Regions from separate parts of the Homo sapiens genome. Here region 2 is linked to region 1. Evidence: chromatin contacts called from ENCODE Hi-C or POLR2A ChIA-PET data. All regions are on one chromosome and are shown on one strand. The core of a region is the stretch at or near the end of the contact, and the rest is flanking DNA. Distances in the headings are between cores, read along the strand shown.

The links. A loop is a pair of places that touch in the nucleus more often than their neighbours do. ChIA-PET counts read pairs that join two places held with the same protein, here RNA polymerase II (POLR2A). Pooled maps may share reads with other maps.
Region 2: a loop to region 1 is called in a map of gastrocnemius medialis, with 2.5 times the contacts of the local background. The contact joins two enhancer-like sites. A Hi-C loop is called at or near these places in 2 of 168 maps with a recorded cell type or tissue (gastrocnemius medialis and ovary), 1 of 37 single-sample maps with no recorded cell type and 1 of 50 pooled maps. POLR2A ChIA-PET finds 5 or more read pairs at or near these places in 1 of 52 experiments (HEK293T).

The regions. Positions count from the first base shown.
Region 1 is chr5:149,854,589-149,861,457 of GRCh38, forward strand. It overlaps PDE6A (phosphodiesterase 6A), which reads right to left. Exons shown (of 22, transcript NM_000440.3): 22 at 3,365-6,383. The coding sequence ends at 6,307. PPARGC1B (PPARG coactivator 1 beta) reads left to right here. Exons shown (of 12, transcript NM_133263.4): 12 at 1-434. Among named protein-coding and RNA genes, the nearest start is that of PDE6A, 87 kb to the right of the region's middle. Within about 2 kb of position 3,128, at least 7 of the 41 ENCODE cell types and tissues checked have a DNase peak (open chromatin) inside an H3K27ac peak, as active enhancers do; they include gastrocnemius medialis, where a contact is called at or near this core.
Region 2 is chr5:149,911,180-149,917,395 of GRCh38, forward strand. It overlaps PDE6A (phosphodiesterase 6A), which reads right to left. Exons shown (of 22, transcript NM_000440.3): 6 at 3,764-3,828. Among named protein-coding and RNA genes, the nearest start is that of PDE6A, 31 kb to the right of the region's middle. RefSeq lists a silencer at 4,467-4,761. Within about 2 kb of position 4,617, at least 4 of the 41 ENCODE cell types and tissues checked have a DNase peak (open chromatin) inside an H3K27ac peak, as active enhancers do; they include gastrocnemius medialis, where a contact is called at or near this core.

The sequences.
Region 1 (6,869 bases), core at 1,878-4,377:
TTTTTCCATTTTGTTGGGTTGTGTCCTTATTTATATAAATACTTTATCCGTAAGAGGCAAGGAGGAAACCTTCTTTGCTTTTACATATTGTGGTTGTCATCGTCCCTATTTTATTTCTGGTGTGATTTCTCTGTCTTACCTTCTAAATGAGAAAATGTTTTCTTGTATTTGTACATTGTCAGATTCTATAGTTTCCTAGATAATTTAACCAAATTGCTCTATGTATTATTATTCTGTGAGTATAAAGTTCTATTTTAATGTCTGTAAATACTTCAGAACTGGCTTCTTTTCTCAAACTCCCACTGTGGGGTTATTGTTTACATCACAGAAACTGTAGAATCTCTATGCTCATGTACTGTAAATAGTGAAGTGATCTGCTTATAAATAAACTTAACAAATACACTATGGAGATTAAAAACAAAATACCACCCACAGCTTTGCCCATGTGTGTTTTTCCTTGTTGGTCCTGGGAGCTCATTGAGGGACACTCTGACCACTAAATGGGGAAGAGATTTCAGTTTTCAGCGTCACCTTCTCAGATAAGACCCCGGATGATGTCTGCTCCTCACCTCACCACACTTCTCCCTCCTTCAGAGCACTTTTCACAGTTCATAATATCCATTCGTGCCAGGCACAGGGGCTGAGGTGGGGGATCACTTGAGCCCAGGAGTTCAAGGCCAGCCTGGGCAACATAGTGAGACCCCCATCTCTGAAAAAGTAAAGTAAATAAAATATAATAAATAAATAAAATAACCATTCAGACTCATCTCACATAACAGCTGTTCCATGAACGACTTTTTGCCCTGACTTTTATAAAGCTATACCACTTTCTGAACAAAGACTTCCTTGTTTTGGTATATCAACTTTCACATAAGCACATTGAATAAATGCACTGTAGGAGGTATTTTGGCATTGTGGTTCCAGGCAAAACACTCATCAATTTGTAATTACAAAATGGTTTCTGGTCAGAGGATCTCATAGAGAGCAGGCCTGCATTGTGTGCGGTAATTGAATGAGCTCAGAACATTTTCCTTTGTGTACTTCCAGCAAGTAGGGTGAGGAAGTGGCATCTTCCAAGACTCTCAGTTGCGTGCCTGTGTGTTATTTCCTCACGTCTCAAAGGGGTTAGCCTGTATTTTGCCCTAAAGCTGTTTTTTGTGCTTTAACTTTATTTTTAAATGCCAGACACCCATAAGCCCCAAAGGGTTGAAACACTGGCAAAGAGAATTATATATAAACAAGAACAGGCTGGGCGCGGTGGCTCGCATCTGTAATCCCAGCACTTTGGGAGGCTGAGGCGGGCGGATCACCTGAGGTTAGGAGTTCGAGACTAGCCTGGCCAACGTGGTGAAACCCCATCTCTACTAACAATACAAAAATTAGCCCGGCGTGGTGAGGGGCGCCTGTAATCCCAGCTACTCGGGAGGCTGAGGCAGGAGAATCGCTTGAACCCGGGAGGCGGAGGTTGCAGTGAGCCAAGGTCGTGGCAACAGAGCCTGGGCAACAGAGCAAGACTCCATCTCAAAATAAATAAATAAAATAAGAACAGGTGCAATGAATGATTACATTTTATGTTATGTGCAAACTATTTTCAGGTTGCTATTTATTACATAAACTCATACAAACTCATACATATATTCTCCTTGTTCAGGTGATTTATTTTCCCCATCTGTAAAGATTGTTTGGATTTCTTTGATTGCAAGGGAACACATCATGATTTTTTCCCATTAAAATTAATAGGAACGTTTCCACTTAGGGGCAGAGTTCTCTGGTGTGATGAGAATATGTGTGTGATTGAGGGCTCAGTACCTGTTGCCCATCTGTTGTAAGCTTCAGGAGAACAGGCCTGCCTTTCCGTTCACTGCAGGGCACTGGCCCCATCAGTCAGGAATTCCTGAGTAGATCCTACCCGTAGTGCAAGGAATAGGATGGCAGATGCAGAGCCTCAAGACCTGCCTTTGGGACCCATCTCTGCCACTTCTGTATTGTGTGAATTGGGCAGACCACCTCCTTGGTCCCTGGTTTTCCCAAATATGAAACAATTTGCTTAGCTGAACTCAAAGGTCCTTTATGTTCTTATGTTCTTTAAAAACAACAATAAAACCTGATTTGCAGAAGCAGTATGGTACAAGGAAAATGCTTACAAGCTGGGGTTCTGGGGTTCTGGTGTCAAGCTGCTTGGCTTTTTTTTTTTTTTTTTGTGATGGAGTCTCGCTCTTGTTGCCCAGCTGGAGTGCAATGGTGCAATCTCGGCTCACTGGAACCTCTGCCTCCTGGATTCAAATGATTCTCCTGCCTCAGCCTCCCAAGTAGCTGGGATTACAGGCACCCGCCACCACACCCAGCTAATTTTTGTATTTTTAGTAGAGACAGGGTTTCCACCATGTTCGCCAGACTGGTCTCAAACTCCTGACCTTAGTTGATCCATCCACCTCGGCCTCCCAAAGTGCTGGGATTACAGGCATTGAGCCACCACGCCTGGCCTAAGCTGCTTGGCTTTGAAACTTGGCTCTACCGCTTATCAGCTAGGTGTCCTCGGGCAGGTTTTCTAACCTCTCTAAGTCTGCTCCTCACCATGTGATAAATGGAGCTAGTAACAGTTTCTCCCTTGGAGTATTGTTGTTAGGATGAAATTAGATCGTGCACAGTACCTAGGACATGGTAAGTACTTAATCAGCATCAGCTGTGATCCTCATTCAGCTCAGTCTCATTTGGTGCTAACCATAGTCCTCTGAGAGAGGCACTGCAAGGATCTTGACCTTTTTTTGACAGATTGGGAAGGCTGGGAAGTGGAGCAGAAGGAACCTGCCGAAGGGACTCAGAAACATGGCAGCAGAGTCAGGACCAGCAACATCAATGCCCGTGTGTTCCTGAGTGACACTTATTTCTCCTTGCTACTCTGCCATGTAACCACCAAACGTGATGTTCTTAGGACAGGCCTCTGCTTAAAGACCACTGCTATCAGGGTGTGCATTGCAGCAGGGCAGAACATCTAGTTTGGGAGTTTAAAGATGCAAGTTCCAGACCCAGTTCTCTATTGACATCACCACCTGCAAACATGAGCAGGGCCCATGCGTCAGGAGCCCAGATTGATCTACTGTGGAGGCCACCAGGATGTGGCTGCCCTGTACACTATGTTCTCTGTGATCCTGGGCATCTCCTGGAGGGAAGCCAGGGAACTGTGCCAGGAACTTGGCCCAGCCCCGTCTTCTCACTGGCCTTCAATTTCCTCATGTGTCTAAAAAGAGAGATTACAGTAGATGAGTGGTTTACCGTTTGGGGAAACCATGTGGCTCCCTCTCCTCAAAGCAACTGTTTTAATATATTAGTTTCTGCATAACATTCAGTGTGGAAGGAAGAAAAGTTCTAGAGCTAATGTCCATTTATTAGAATGAGACAGAGGAATGTGTTACATGCGGCCACAAAGAAACAAACAGATAAATACAGAATGTGGGAAAACTGACTCTGTTTCTGCAAGGTGATGACAATGGAAAAAAGGAAGGAGTACTTTGTAGATTAAAAGAGACTTCAGAAACTTAACCATGGCTATGTGAGGTGATGGATATATTAATTAGCTTAATTATGGTAACCATTTCACAATGTATATCAAAACATCACAGTGTATACCTTAAATATGTATACTTTTTATTTGCTAATTATACCTCCATAAAGCTGGTGGTGGGGGGGGAACGATAGAGAAGGAAAAAAAATCAAGATTTGGACAAGTGTAACAAATTGACTTGCAAATTTTTAGCATGTTATTGCCATTTTCAACTTCTGGTTTATTTGTGCTGTTTTCAACATCAGTTACTATGGTATGAATGCTGATCAGGCCAGTGCATTCCGCTAGGTATTGCATACTTGCCAGAACATACTTAGATTCGGTTTAAAAGAAATAAGTCCTGGCCAGGTGCAGTGGCTCACGCCTGTAATCCCAACACTTTGGGAGGCTGAGGCAGGAGGATTGCTTGAAGTCAGGAGTTTGAGGCCAGCCTGGGCAACAGAATGAGACCCCATGTCTACAAAGATAGGTTTTAAAAAATTAGCTGGGCATGGTGGTGCATGCCTGTGGTCACCGCTGCTTGGTAAGCTGAGATGGAGGATTGCTTGAGCCCGGGCAGCTGGGGCTCCAGTGAGCTATGGTCATACCACTGCACTCCAGCCTGGGCGACAGAGTGAGACCTCGTCATGAAAGATAGAGAAAGAGAGAAATTCTATCTGCCACATCTTTTTTTTTTCTTTTTTTTTTTTTTGAGACGGAGTCTTGCTCTTGTTGCCCAGGCTGGAGTGCAGTGGCATGATCTCAGCTCACTGCAACCTTCGCCTCCCAGGTTCAAGCGATTCTCCTGCCTCAGCCTCCTGAGTAGCTGGGATTACAGGTGCACACCACCACACCCAGCTAATTTTTGTATTTTTAGTAGAGATGGGGTTTCACCATGTTGGCCAGGCTGGTCTTGAACTCCTGACCTCAGGTGATCCACCCACCTTGGCCTCCCAAAGTGCTGGAATTACAGGCGTGAGCCACCGCGCCCGGCCAACATCTATCTTTTTAAACCAACAGAATGCCTGCTAATTTAAGAAACAGAAGTTCTGGAATTGAGAATAATCTGACTTAATTTATACTCTGTGAAATCAATGAAAAATCCAAGAATAAAAAGTACATCTTCTTTTTTCTAAAAACCAACAAAAAGAAACAACTAAATTCAATATGTGAATTTGTTTGGATCAGATTCAGGCAAGCCAACCATTGAAAACGTTCATGAGAATGAAGGAAGGTTGATTAAGGGCTGGCATCACAAGTTGGGTGTCCCAGAAAGCAGACTCTAAAATGGACTTAGTCTGCAGGATGCTTATTAAGCAGTGCCCTGGGGACCGATGCTTGGGGAAGGGAAGGAAATAGGAGTGGGCAGAGGGAGAAGTCGAGTTGGGATGTGAGCCCAGCGACAGCCTTAGTGGACCCCACGAGGAGTCGTGGAGCTGGAACAGCCCTGCACAGTTATCCCATGCTCAGCCAAGATGGCCAGGCCTCTCCACCTGGCATGGATCAGTCATTGGGTGTAGGCCACCCTGGGGAAGGCTGCAGTAACACCTGATGGGGTTGATACTAAGGGTCTGTCAACAGCACTCAAAGCTGGTGGGGTCCCAAGTCCTTTGCTGAAGCTTGGGGTCTGTGCAGCCCATCAAAGCATAGATCACAGCTGGGTATTAGGCAGGCATTGGTTGCATGGGCCAGTGATGTGGTTATGTTAGAAAACATACTTATTTCTTTAAAGATGAGATAGTAGAGGTGTGAAATGATATGTTTGGGATTTGCCTTTTCTTTTGCTTTTGTTTGAGTCAGAGTCTCGCTCGGTCGCCCAAGCTGGAGTGCAGTAGCATGATCTCAGCTCACTGCAACTTCCGCCTCCTGGGTTCAAGAGATCCTCTCACCTCTGCCTCCCAGGTAGCTGAGACTACAGGTGAGTGCTAATTTTTGTATTTTTTGTAGAGACAGGGTTTTGCCATTTTGCTCAGGTTGGTCTCAGACTCCTGGGCTCATGCAGTCTGCCCACCTCAGCCTCCTGAAGTGCTGGGATTACAGGTGTGAGCCACCACGCCTGGCCAGGATTTGCCTTTAAACACTTCAGGTAAGAAAAAAAATTGAAAAGAAAATGTAAAAAGGACAGACGAAATGCATGTAGCAAAATCTTGATATTGGAATCTGGGTGATGGGTATGTGGGGATTCAACGTACAATTCTCTACTTTTGAAAATGATTGAAAATTTTTACAATACATTAACTGAAAGTATAAGAACAAAAATGATTCTAAGCAAGCCAGTGAATCTGGCATTAATTAAATGTAATTAAATGTTTAACTGATGTCTATGAAAGCTAGAATATTGGTTTTAGCTCAATAGGCAGTTCTCAAGACTAAAAGAATGTTTAAAAGCCACTGGATAAGGTATAAGCCAAGCTTGTTCAACCCACGGCCCGTGGGCCACATGCAGCCCAGGACGGCTTTGAATGCGGCCCAACACAAATTCATAAACTTTCTTAAAACATTATGAAATTTTTTTTTTTGGCGATTTTTTTTTTTAAGTTCAACAGCTATCATTAGTGTTACTGTATTTTATGTGTGACCCAAGACAATTCTTCCAATGTGGCCCAGGGAAGCCAAAAGATTGAACAGTCCTGGAAGCTAAATTCTCTAACAGCTTTCAAATCCTATGACTCTTCTACTTCTCAAGGTGTGTGGTCTTCCACTGGCTTGAGTCATCTCTTCCCAGGAAAGGGTGGTGCCGTCCAGCCAGCACATCCCCAGTGGTGTTACTGGATGCAGCAGGACTTGGATGTAGTTGCACCCCCTGGGCTGGGGTTTCCCCCCGGCTGATTTCCTGCGGCTGCTGCAATGAAACAGGAAAAAGAACACACCAGGTGACAAGAGGCTGCAGTGGGCTTCCCCTTTGACCTAATTTGGACCAAGAGTTGCAAACTCAAAGGCTTTCAGTGGCCAACAGATAACAACACATGCAGAAGGCAAACCAGGTGTGAGGAGAATCACGGAAACAGAACATTTCTCTAAGAAAAATAGCAGCACGAGGATGATGATAAGTGAGAACCAGTACTCGGCACCAATGTCTGGGAGACCAGGGGAGCTGTGAACATGACAAACTAGAGACAGCCTCTGTCTCATCTAAAGGGGGCAGTTGCCACTCGGCTTCAGCCAATTGTTGTCATGCAAAAATGATAGACTGGTGTGGCCAGATCTTACCTTTTTACTCTTTTAGAAAGAAAAGCTGGGCCAGGCACAGGGCTCACGCCTGTAATCCCAACACTTCAGGAGGCTGAGGCAGGAAAATCACTTGAGCCCAAGAGTTGGAGGCCAACCT
Region 2 (6,216 bases), core at 3,367-5,866, 58 kb after region 1:
AACAAGCCAGTTTCAATTGGCATGATGATGAAGTTTCCTCTGCTTTAGTCCTTACACACACACAAAGGTAGCCTGAAATAGCTTGATGTTTACTTCTCAGTCATTTTTCTATTGTCCTATTTCCCTGTCCTGCCTTACAAGAAAAGTAGCTTTAAAATGACCAATCTGCTTTTTTGTTCTTTGTTCCTATAAAACCAACCCCTTCTGCTCAACTCATTGGAACACTTACTCTATTTTACACAACAAATCATTGCCCAATTCTAGAATCTCAAATAAAGCCATTTGAGATCTGTAGATGAAACTTATTGTAACTTTGTCTTTTGACTATGGTTATGACCGAGTTCACACCTAGGCAATAACAACTTTGTCATGTCTGCCATGGCTAACAACGATCACACAATTCTATTTCAGAAATGTCAAAAAGTAGAAAACAGCATCTTAGAATTAATGAAAGGTAATGTATTTCTTTCTTAACCAGGCTGGCAATCTTTGTCATTTAACTTGAACATCTAGTTGATTTATATTTTTTTAAATTATTGGCCATTGCATCAGCTTATGCCTATAATCTGAGCACTTTGGGAGGCTAAGTTGGGAGGATTGCTTGAGCTCAGGAGTTTGAAGAAGCCAGCCTGGGCAACATGGTGAGACCCCATCTCTATTACCAAAAAAAAAAAAAAAAAAAAAAAATTATTGGCCAGGCATGGTGGCTCACACCTGTAATCCCAGCACTTTGGGAGGTAGAGGTGAGAGGATCGCTTGAACCCAGAAATTTGAGACCAGCCTGGCAACATAGTGAGACTGTCTCTATAAAACACTAACACGCTAATTAAATAAATAAAATTCAAATAATTGATATATTTGAATTCGAATTTCACCTTGATATGTACATTTTGTTTTCCTACCTGCTCTATGTTCTTCTCTCCTTCTTTCTCCCTCTCTTTTTTAGTGAAAGTGTCTCACTATGTTGCCCAGGCTGGAGTACAGTGGCTATTCACAGGTGCAATCATAGCTCACTGCAGCCTCAAATTCCTAGGCTCAAGCAATCCTCCTGCCTCAGCCTCCTGATTAGCTGGGGCTATAGACAGTGCATCCACATCCAACATCTATGTTCTTCCTGAACTTTTATTTTGCCTTCCTTTGGTTTGATTAGTCATTTATTTACTATTCAATTTTCCCCTCTGTTAGTGTGGATGGCATATACTGTGACAGCCATTCTGCATGTTTACAGACATTCTGGCTGTCTATCCTGGGCACAAGGTCAGACTGCGTTTCCTAACCACTCAAGTAATGTGTGGCCATGTAACTAGCTTTGACCAATAAAATGTGAGTATAAGTGCTATGTGTGTGTCACCTCCAGATGGAGATTTTAAGAGCCAGTGTGTATTTTTCCTCTCTTCTCTGTGGCAAGGTTATTCTATCTTGCAAGGTTCAAAATGGCAGCTGCTTTATCAGCCTTGGCTCCTGCCTGACTACAACCCACCCACCATATCTCCAACCACACCCGCTAGCTGGCAGTGCACCCATACTGGGATGGTGAAATAAATTTTAGTTGTTTATACCACTCAGGTCTCCAGGTCTTGTTATGAAAGCAGAGCCTGGCCTATCTTGGCTGAAACAAAGATTTGTGTCAGAAACAGGGTGCTGCCATAATAAAAAACCTAAAACGAGAAACATAGGTTAGGGACTGGGTGGTAGGCAACAAGATGAATGTTATCAGAAGCTAGTAGGATGTGATGCTGGTCAAGCAGAGACAAACAGAAAATTGCGACCTGTGACCATTTAAGAGACAGATAATGAGTTAATAAGATTGTGGCTCTAGAAGCTAGAAAAGGGGCTAGAAAACAGAATTGTTGAAGAGTATGCTTTTGATAAGGTAGAAAAAAAAAGAGAGATGAACTTTAGAAGATAATAAGGGAATCAGGCTGGGTGCCAGGGCTCATGCCAGTAATCCCAGCACTTTGGGAGGCCAAGGTAGGTGAATCACTTGAGGTCAGGAGTTTGAGACCAGCCTGACCAACATGGCGAAACCCCATCTCTACTAAAAATACACAAATTAGCTGGGTGTGGTGGCGTGTGCCTGTAATCCCAGCTACTCGGGAGGCTGAGGCAGGAGAATCGCTTTAACCCAGGAGGTGGAAGTTGTAGTGAGCTGAGATTCGGCCACTGCACTCCAGCCTGGGAGACAGAGCAGGACTCCATCTTAAAAAAAAAAAAAAAAAGAGAATAGAATAAGGTAATCAGTCCTTATGCAGGCAGCAATAAAGGAATAGAGATAACCTAGAAATTGAGAAACTTGAGGCAGCTTCTCATCCTCACCGGTAACAGACAACCCTGAGAACTTGTTTATCTGGGTGACGGGATTACTACAGTTTGGTCTGGTGACCAAACTGAATCAGCATGGCCTATCACACCCACTTCTTGAAGATTAAGTTGGCATGCAGTAAATCCCTTCAGTTGGACAAAATTGCTGTGGGGGCTAAGACTAAAGGTGTGGCTCTCCCACGAACCGAATTACAGCCTCAAGGCCTCTGCAGTTAAGTTGAGAAAAAGGGCCATGTCTCAGGACAGAACCATGGATGTGGCTTTTAGCACGTGGAGAGGATTCAAACAGAGAAGAAGGTAACTAGGTTTTTGAGAAAGGTCTACTGACCAAAAAAGTATAAGCCCATATTTAAACAGTTTGCAACCGTTCAAATCTTCTAATGGTCATTGAGTCTCAGCTACCTAGATGCAGGACTGAGAGCATTCTTTCCTTTTCTTTTCACTGTCTTCCTTGGTCACACATGAGGGGACATTGAGAATAGGCTTTCTGTGGGGGCTGAGTCAGTTCCTTTGCAGCTTCCTGCTTTTGCTTTGCCTCCTTCAAGTACCAGAAGAGTAGCACTGCAGAAAACAGTTGAAAATCCCTGATTTCATCCCAGTCTCATTCTATACATGGGACTCTAAGGTCCAGACAAACCACTTACTGGCCCTGGCTGTGAGATTGGGACTCAGAGCACCTGACTCACAACCTGGTCCACTGTAGCCCTCATCAAGGCTCTGGTCAAGTCTTCCCCCTTCTTGGGCCTCACTGCTCACCCTCTGAGTCTCTCTACCGTCTCACACTGCCTCCTTCCCACTCTCCCTGCCTCTAACCAACTGTGGGGTCTCATTGGATTTGGTCAGTGTTGATCTTGGAATGAGTATCTTTTGGAAGTTGATAATGTACCTGCAGTTTTCCATGTTTTGAGATGTGTTAAAATAAAAACTATAGGAGGCCCTTGTTTTGGACAAAGCTCTGCACCAAGCTCCAACAAACCAAACTAAAAATCAGTGTGGAGTCACCGTGATAACGTTCCACTTCACCAAATCTAAACTAAGTTGTTTTCTGATCCTCTTAGAGATTAGGAGAGAGGTAAACGCCAATTTCCCAAAAAGTCCTGTTCCAGTCTTTAATAGGCATGATAATGAAGTTCCTCTGCTTTAATCCTTACACCAAAAAAAAAAAAAAAAGGTAGCAGTAACCTGACATTAATCAGTTATTTTTCTACTGTTCTATCTCCCTCTCCCACCTTATAAGAAAAGTATCTTAAAAATGATTAACATGTTCTTTGATCTTTGCTTGTCTTTCTTCAGTCCTTCTCTGTCTATAAAGTCAACCTTGTCAGAACACTTATGTATTTTATGGAATGAAGTGTTGCCCAATTCCAGAATCACCGATAAAGCCAATTGAGATCTTTAAGCTAATTTGTTGTCATTTTGTCTTTTGACAGGTGAAACTTACGGGATGACTTTGATGTCCTCTTTGCCATGCAGGATGTAGTCAATGACCTTGTAAAAGTTAATTTCCTGGCAAAAGAGAGAAAAATTATACTTTTTTTTTTTTTTTTTTTTTTGAGACAGTTTCACTTTGTCGCCCAGGCTGGAGTGCAATGGCTTGATCTCAGCTCACTGCAACCTCCATCTCCTGCGTTCAAGCTATTCTTCTGCCTCAGCCTCCCGAGTAAATGGGACTACAGGCACGCACCACCATGCCCGGCTAATTATTGTATTTTTAGCAGAGTCAGGGTTCCAACTCCTGACCCCATGATCTGCCCACCTCAGCCTCCCGAAGTGCTGGGATTACAGGCGTGAGCCACTGCACCCAGCCAAAAAATTATACCTTCAAGAGTCAAATAGAAGTTCAACAGGAGTATGTCCCTGAAACCAACTTTGTCCTTTTACCATCGTATGCCCCGTAGTTTTTGTTGTTTTAATAAATTAATGTTTTTATTGATATACAGTAGTTGTACATATTTTGCCCCATGGTTTTCAGGAAGTGCCAAGCCTGGCCATAAACTCCCTCCAAGGATGTGCCTGGGCTGCCTTCTGGTGCTCCCTGTCCTCTGCTGACCCTCAGAATTCAGCGTGCTTCACCTTGGAGGCAGCTCACAGTGATCAGGAAGAGGGCTGGGATCTGAGGCTGGGAAGAGGGATAGGAAATCCTCTAAGAGGATCTGGAGGTTGATTGTGTGCAAGTTGATCACACAAGTTGGGACATTTTTGTCATACCCAAATAAAAGAGAGTTGAGAAGCCAGGGGGCAAAAAAGTACTCAGGACACTAGCATTGCTCCCAGAATGTAATTCTTTGCATGCCTGGCTGCTTACGCTACCTGCTGTGACTTGAAACCAGTTTTATCTGATAGTTGCTGAAACAACCTGCTGCAACTCTAGGACTAATTTTACCCACTGCCATTACTCATCAGTCAAAACTTGCCAGCTCCCCAGACCCTTACTGGTGTCAATGAACTTTCTCAGAGAGCAACATGTAATATTTCTCTTTTTTCTTTTAAACACAGGGTCTTGCTGTGTCACCCAGGCTGGAGTGCAGTGGCACAGTCATGGCTCACTGTAGCCTCGAATTCCTGGGCTCACGTGATCCTCCTGCCTTGGCTTCCCAAAGCACTGGGATGACAGGCATGAGCCACCATGCCCGGCCTCATTTCTCTTTTTTATAAAACCGTCTACCTTCTCTTTTTTCTTTGGACATACTGAAGACTACTTAGTCTGCATGTATGCCCCAAATTGCAAGTCTTCCTTTGCCCCAAAACATTAAATATAGAGATTCGTCTCTGCGTTTTAATTTTGACTTTGATAAGTGCAAGAAGAAAGAGATAAAGACGGCTGCCAGAATCTAGGGAGATGGGGAAGTGGTCAGGAGGTTCCCATCCCATTTAAAATCACAGCCAACCAGCCATCCTCCCTGCAGGGTGCATCTCTATGTCATGGCCCCATTTCTCCTTCATGCCTACCACTCAGCTGTTCTCTTTGCTGTGTCGTCACTTCAGACCTACCTTCTCATCATGTTTCATGACCCCAAACTAACTCTCTGCCTCTTCCATCTCTCCCGCCTCCTTGCATTGTTAAAATTCCCATTCTCTTAAAGCAGAGCTCTTCAATTACATTACTCTCTAGCATGCAATTGGATGTTGGCATGTGACTCCATTCCCCTAGCTCTCCAGGGGAAATTCTATTACCTTTTTCTTAGGTCCTCTGTATGCCCAAGCGTGATGAGCAACTATTTCACAAATGAGAAAGCTGAGACACAGAGAGAGGAAAGGACTCACTTGTAGCAAGACAGTGAACCAAAATCAGAACCTGGGTCCTTAATTCCCAGCTCAGTGCTTTTCCTCTATGTCACCTAACGTTAACAGCTTAGTGTTTTACTGTCCGCATCACTGTCACCTTGAACAGGGTTGCTCAGAGTGTAATCCCTGGGCCGGTGCCTGTCTTGTGAACTCTTTACTATTCCAGGAGAAGATAAAAACAGAAACTGAGAGTCACTTAGGAAGTTTTGTAACAATTTGACTGAGTTAGATCAGGTCTGTTTAATTGAATAAAAGGGGATATCTTTTTTTTTTTTTTTGTGACGGAGTCTTGCTCTGTCGCCCAAGCTGGAGTACAAGTGCAGTGGCATGATCCAAGTTTATATTTTGTCTGTCTTTATACAATTTTGTTTTTCTAGGAATATATTTTATCATATTTTTAAAAGTAGCAATCAAAACATACTGGAGGCGTGACTCACTCTCTTGAGTATGCCTGCACTCCCCTTTCTTGAGTGTGTTTTTCACACACACAAAAAAAAATTGGAAATTTTTTTAAAAAGAAAAACCAAACTGTTCCTTTACTACAGGTATTTTGAGAAGTACCTCCCTAGAGATTTCAGTGCAGATACCTGGGCTCCACCCCAAGCCTCC